Regions from separate parts of the Mus musculus genome. Here region 2 is linked to region 1. Evidence: chromatin loops called from intact Hi-C (ENCODE). Cell type or tissue: gastrocnemius. All regions are shown on one strand. Links, peaks and the distances in the headings refer to the core of each region. The heading gives the core; the rest is flanking DNA.

Region 1 (2,813 bases), core at 69-2,568:
CACATAGCTCGTGGCATGTGCCACCATAGAGACCACATTCCTGGCATGGGGACAGGTATTCTTAAACACCCACTCTGTAATTTGTTGGTTTCTTAGACTGTTACTTTATCATCTGGAATGCCTTTGGACATACCTTAGAGCTGATTTCATGCCATTGCTTGAATCTTAATTCAGTGACTGGCCTTAAACACCGACTCTTATTCACTTCCTTTGCAGTTTGGGTGTAAATCTCTTCCTTGCAGTAGTTAGCGCACTCCTTGATGTTTGTTTGCCTGTTGGTCTTTGTGACTATGTTGTGAGGTTGGTGGGATTCCAACTATTTTTCCCTCCTTTCTCTTTCAGTTTGAAGCAGTTGTGTGCAGAATATACCTGGTTCTAGGGACAAAGAATATGGCTGTGCTCATCAAGAGAGTTGAGTTTTTAAAGTATTTACTTGAGTCCTTTCTAGAGAAGTGACACACAGGATTTGCCATTCATGGGATATGTACTATGCGATTCTTACTGTTTTGTTTTGTTTTGTTTTGTTTTGTTTTGTTTTGTTTTGTTTTCCCTTCCTGCAAAGATGTTCCTTTTTTGATCATCTGGACTTCCATGCACAGGAGTATCTATAGATCAGGCACTTGTCCAATGACTGGCTAAAATCGAGGACAGGCTTTCCCACAGAGCAGAACTTATTCCCACAGTGACTGTGGTTTCAGTAGTAGTAGACTGCCCTAACCAACTTGACCAAATAGCTACGCTACAAAAGAGGCAGGCAGGAAGTCTAGCAATATAGACATTCACTTTGTGGCACACAAAATACACCCTGTGTTGACACAAACAAACTGCCTTCACCATTTTGACTGTCAAGTAGTCAAGAAAAATATTTAAGTCAGTTTTGAAGCAGTCAAATTGGCCAGCAAGCCTATCTGCCATTCCCCTCTCCTCCCTCTGTATGAAGCCTCCCGATTTCCCTGGCTGGTGTTTTAGAAGCAGACGCGTTTTTCCTGCCAGAAGAGGATGCGTTCTTTCTCACAGAAGCTTAATGAAATAGCTGTTACATCATATAAATCCACTTCCTAACACCCCGTGTCAGACTATCAAATCAGTTAAGGAAAATCCTCATCTTTTTTTCTCTTTGAAATTATGGATAGGCTGGTCGGGTTCCAAATTCAGCGAGTTCATATCGCCATCTAGTGTTCAAAATAGGATTGTCCGCACAAACGAAGGAGAAAATTTTAATACTCCATCCGGCTGCAAAAACCAATCTTATCTGAGTTGTTTGAAAGGTTCACTTGGCTGATCCGGTTTGGTTTGGAGCTACTACTCACAGTTAATTTGATATTTATGTTTTGATAGGACACCACACTACTGAGTGAAATTGTTGATTACAGTTTAGCTTGGAAACATAGCTCAAATCACAATCAGAAACAGTGATGCTTTTTCCCAGTATAAGGACAAATGTATCTCAGATAAAGCCAACTACTGTGGACGGCGAATGACAACGTGGCAACTTAAGACGAAGCAAACTTCTTCCCAGCAGAAACTAGAGGAAGCGAAAATAAGACCTGAGCAGGGGCGCCATCTTACTTTGTGTTTCTGAAACAGTATTTGGGTATTAGGGAAGGAAGATACAAAGCCCAAACTGTTCACTGAGCAGCAAAACACAACTCACAGATAGCAAAGATACTTTATTTCCGCAAGCAAGCAAGCCTCAAGTCTGACTGTTTCAACCGTGGTTGCCCTCAATCCTTGCATAAAAACTGGACTCGTATATCTAGAAACGGATTTGCAGTTGTTGAGGAAAATACACACAGAAGCGTTTTTGATGAAGGCACAGCCTGTGGAATAGTTGTAATTTTAGAACTGGATATGGCAATATTTTCTGTTTCTTCATACACCGAGGAGTTGAAGGCACTGTTAATCCACTTCCGGCCACACTGAGATGGCTCTGGCGTCCCGCTTTACAGTGAGTGGCAGAGCTGATTCTGTCTCAGAACTTCCACAGCACTGCACTCACTCGTTCCCTCCTGGTGGAGTTTTGCAGGCTTGGATAAGAGACAGGAAGAAAAATAGACAGGATGGGAAATGGGCAAACGGGGCGAAAGGAAGAAACACCCCAAGGTGACTCAGGGTGTCTGCCACAGACACATGCTTTATGCAAAGTTTAAATCAAGCCTTTTAACCCATACAGTCCCAGTTCCCTACAGAATGCAAAACTGTTTGCCACTTTTGGCAACAACCTAGCTTTAATGAAGCAACTCTAAACAGACTGTTAGTAAGTAAACTGTGAATAAAAATTGCCGTCGAGTTGATAAAAATTCAGACAGGTGATTTATTATAGGAGTGACTTTGTTTTTGGTTACAACAAATCCTATACGATCCAGTTTTTAAATTTTTTTCTTATCCATGCTGGTTCACTTTGCTAATTGTTTTTTAAACATTGTTAGCTGTACAAATTTGTATTTTATAAATAACTTGCAACAAGTAATTAGCACACGTTGTAATATGATGAAAGATAGGTAACATTTTTGGTTTATGCCCTGTGGACCATTCATCTAGTCACAAGCAGCTTTCTCATTATAAATGTTCTGAGCATGACTACCCTCTGATGAAATCTGTTCCTTCCCCCTCCCTACCCCAGACTCACATTTCCGTGGATGGGAAAGCTGGCTTAAAACTGAACTATTTATGACTTAATCTACCTGCACTTTGAGCTCTTCAGGCCTTATTGGTAAGCAATCACAGTGCCTCGTGGCTCAAGCTTGGTGACAGAAATGATGAGGCTCACGCTGACAGCCCTGCCTGGCTGCTGCTGGCTGCTGCAGTGTTCC
Region 2 (2,813 bases), core at 287-2,786, 380 kb before region 1:
GAATCTTTTGGGCCCAAACTCAATCATTGAAGGCATAGAAAGGCCTCCTTGTTTTCTCTTGAGCATAAATATATCACTTCAAGGTCTTGGAGTCGCTTTACTTTCTTCACTGATTTTTATGGATATCTATTCTTTGCCTTGATTGATTTTAAGATTGTCCTTGCTTCTGATGTCCTGGGGTTTATGTAAAATTAGTTAAGATATGAATTTCCTTTCGTTTATCTCTTTTTAATGCTGGCTCTTTAGAAAACCTCATTAATTAAAAAAAAATCCATAGTCAGGATATTTTCTTGTCGGTCTTCCTCTTTCTCTGTGTTCTTTTTCTGAATCTCCTCTTAAGTACACATTAGATATCCATATTCTGCCTGAATGTCTGACAATGTCATCTATTGTTCTCCATCTCTGTATATTTCTTTGTTCTATTCAGGTACTTTTCTGAGGTCTAACTTCCACTTTACTAATTATCTCTTTAACTATGTCTTGTGTTTTGATTACCCAATCTATTCTGGCTTATGTTTCAATTGGAGATTTTTTATATTTCACTGTATTTTTTATTTTTAGATTTTATATTTGGTTTAATTTTTCACACTTTATGGATGTAAGAGTTTGTGGTTTCTATATCCTTTTCTAGTTAAAGAAAATTATTTTGTGATGGATTTATCTTAGTCTCTTCAGATTCCCACACTTTTTATTGTATCTTCTGGTTCTGACTTATGCTCAAATCATTTTCATCTGTTTTCTATTTTTATTGTTGTTGTTGTTGTGAGCTCATCTTCAGAACATTGTACCTTTGTTATAACAGTTCTCAGCTTCTGTTTGTAGAAGGACTAATATAAAATAATTTTAGACTTGCTTCTGCATGGGTGCCCCAATATAGTGAGACTGGGATTTGGACAGTTTTTAGATAATCTCTTGGCACAAAGAGCGTGTTACCAAATACCAAAAATTCTAATTTCATTTTGTCCCATGCCTTTAACCTGTTATTCCTCTAAGATAGAATTGTAAGTGAAGACAAATTTCCTCCATACACACACAAGCAAGTAAAGGATATTTTTCAAGCTGCTCACTGACAAGATAGCTTTCTCAAAAGCCTCATTGTTTATAGAGCCTGAGTTCTGATTGCTGTGCACATGTGCAAAAAATCTTTCTTTCTCTATCTGTGCATGGAATGTGAACCTAGCTCTATTATTGTGAAATTGTGTTTCTTGATGCAACTGTCCCCAGTCCCTGCAGCCCAGTTTGTGTCTGTCTGTTGTCTGATTTTCTCAGTTCGGCACTTAGATTCGTTGTCACCTAGAATTTTTCCTTTTTTTCTTCCAAGCCCATTACTTTCTGCTATGTTCTTCAGTTGTTTTCGTGTAACATTGTTATTTTTGCTCTTTGTTATTATTTTTTGCCAATGTGAACATTCTAATTACATACCTGTACTTTTTCCTTGTGTTCTATGAATATGTTTTCTTCCCATACCATGTTTACATTGACAGTTTTTATTAAGTGATTAGAGTCCATATTTTGCGTTCATATACATATGTATATATATGTATATATGTGTATATATTACATATATTAAGATTTATAGTATGTGTTTGTTGTGAATTCCTTCAGAAGTTGTATCATTCTGTTTTCTTGGCATGCTGCTTCCTCAAACAGGAGAGCTGGCTCTAGAAGACAGAATTTTCCAGGCCCATAGAAGCCTTCCTTGTTATAGAAAGAAGCGCTTTACTGAGGCGGAATGCGTTAGTGTTCTTTACCACTGGATGGAGCTGCTTTATCTTCTAATTAATGTCCTCGGTGACCAATGGTTTGTTATCCTTGGCTCTTCTCTGCTTCTCCTTTAGGTTCCAAAATATCTTAAAGAATCCTGCAAGAAAAAAAAGCAAGTTTCATTTTTCACATTGAGAACTAAAATCTTCAGCTTCTTATTCTTCTGAACGCTGAGGCTGGATGGGTGGAAGCAAAGCCATCTAAGCTACACCAAAAGCAACAGGGGCTTGGATCTCACCACAGCCCAAAGCCACAGTGAATTCACTTATCATCGGTCCATCAACTTCTTTTTGCGGAAGCTGCCTCTGCGCTAGTGCTCTTCAGGACCCCTCTGGAAAGAATAATGCTATGGGTTTAGGAGAAAACTTTTCTTGACTTTTTTCCACTACAGACATGAACTTTTCTGGCCCCCTACCTCTTTCCCATGCCTCTTCTGTCTTCACTCCTTGAAAAATATTTTTAGACTTTGATGGTAGCCTCTGAGCGAGCAGAGGTGACAGCATGTCTCCAGCCTGCCTTCCTAAACCTGGAGCCCTTAGCCATGTTTTAGAAGGAAACCATTCAAATAGAATAAAGGAGCAAGCACACCTCAAAGATTCCCAATAATAATTTAAACAGAGTACAGACATATAAAAGTGTTCAAATATAAATATACAGGTCAATGAATTTTTGTAGAGCAAATAATAGCCTTGTGACTAGATCAAGAAATGTAATCTTGCCAGGGTGTTACAGTTTTGTTGAGAGAAAAAGAGAGAAAAGGAGAAGGTGTGGGAGGGAGGGATGGAAAGAGAGGGATGAGGGATGAGGGAGAGGGAGAGGGAGAGGGAGAGGGAGGAGGGAGGAGGGAGGAGGGAGAGGGATGAGGGATGAGGGATGAGGGATGAGGGAGAGGGATGAGGGATGAGGGAGAGGGATGAGGGATGAGGGAGAGGGATGAGGGATGAGGGATGAGGGAGAGGGAGAGGGAGAGGGAGAGGGAGAGGGAGAGGGAGAGGGAGAGGGAGAGGGAGAGGGAGAGGGAGAGGGAGAGGGAGAGGGAGAGGGAGAGG

What was found. Hi-C counts contacts between places; a loop is a spot of excess contacts. Peaks named below come from ENCODE experiments on the same cell type or tissue, not always from the same donor. Only the 100,000 strongest peaks of a DNase experiment are listed, where the experiment ranks them.
Region 2: a loop joins it to region 1, with 4 times the contacts of the local background. A loop is called at or near these places in 9 of 42 quality-filtered maps.

The regions. Positions count from the first base shown.
Region 1 is chr1:138,326,797-138,329,609 of GRCm38, reverse strand. No RefSeq gene overlaps it. Among named protein-coding and RNA genes, the nearest start is that of Atp6v1g3, 54 kb to the right of the region's middle. In gastrocnemius, for the core only: a CTCF peak has its summit at 1,180 (motif pointing left); no DNase peak of the experiment used is centred there; H3K4me3 peaks cover 229 bases.
Region 2 is chr1:138,702,443-138,705,255 of GRCm38, reverse strand. It overlaps the pseudogene Gm8790. Among named protein-coding and RNA genes, the nearest start is that of Gm5833, 22 kb to the right of the region's middle. In gastrocnemius, for the core only: a CTCF peak has its summit at 1,738 (motif pointing right); no DNase peak of the experiment used is centred there.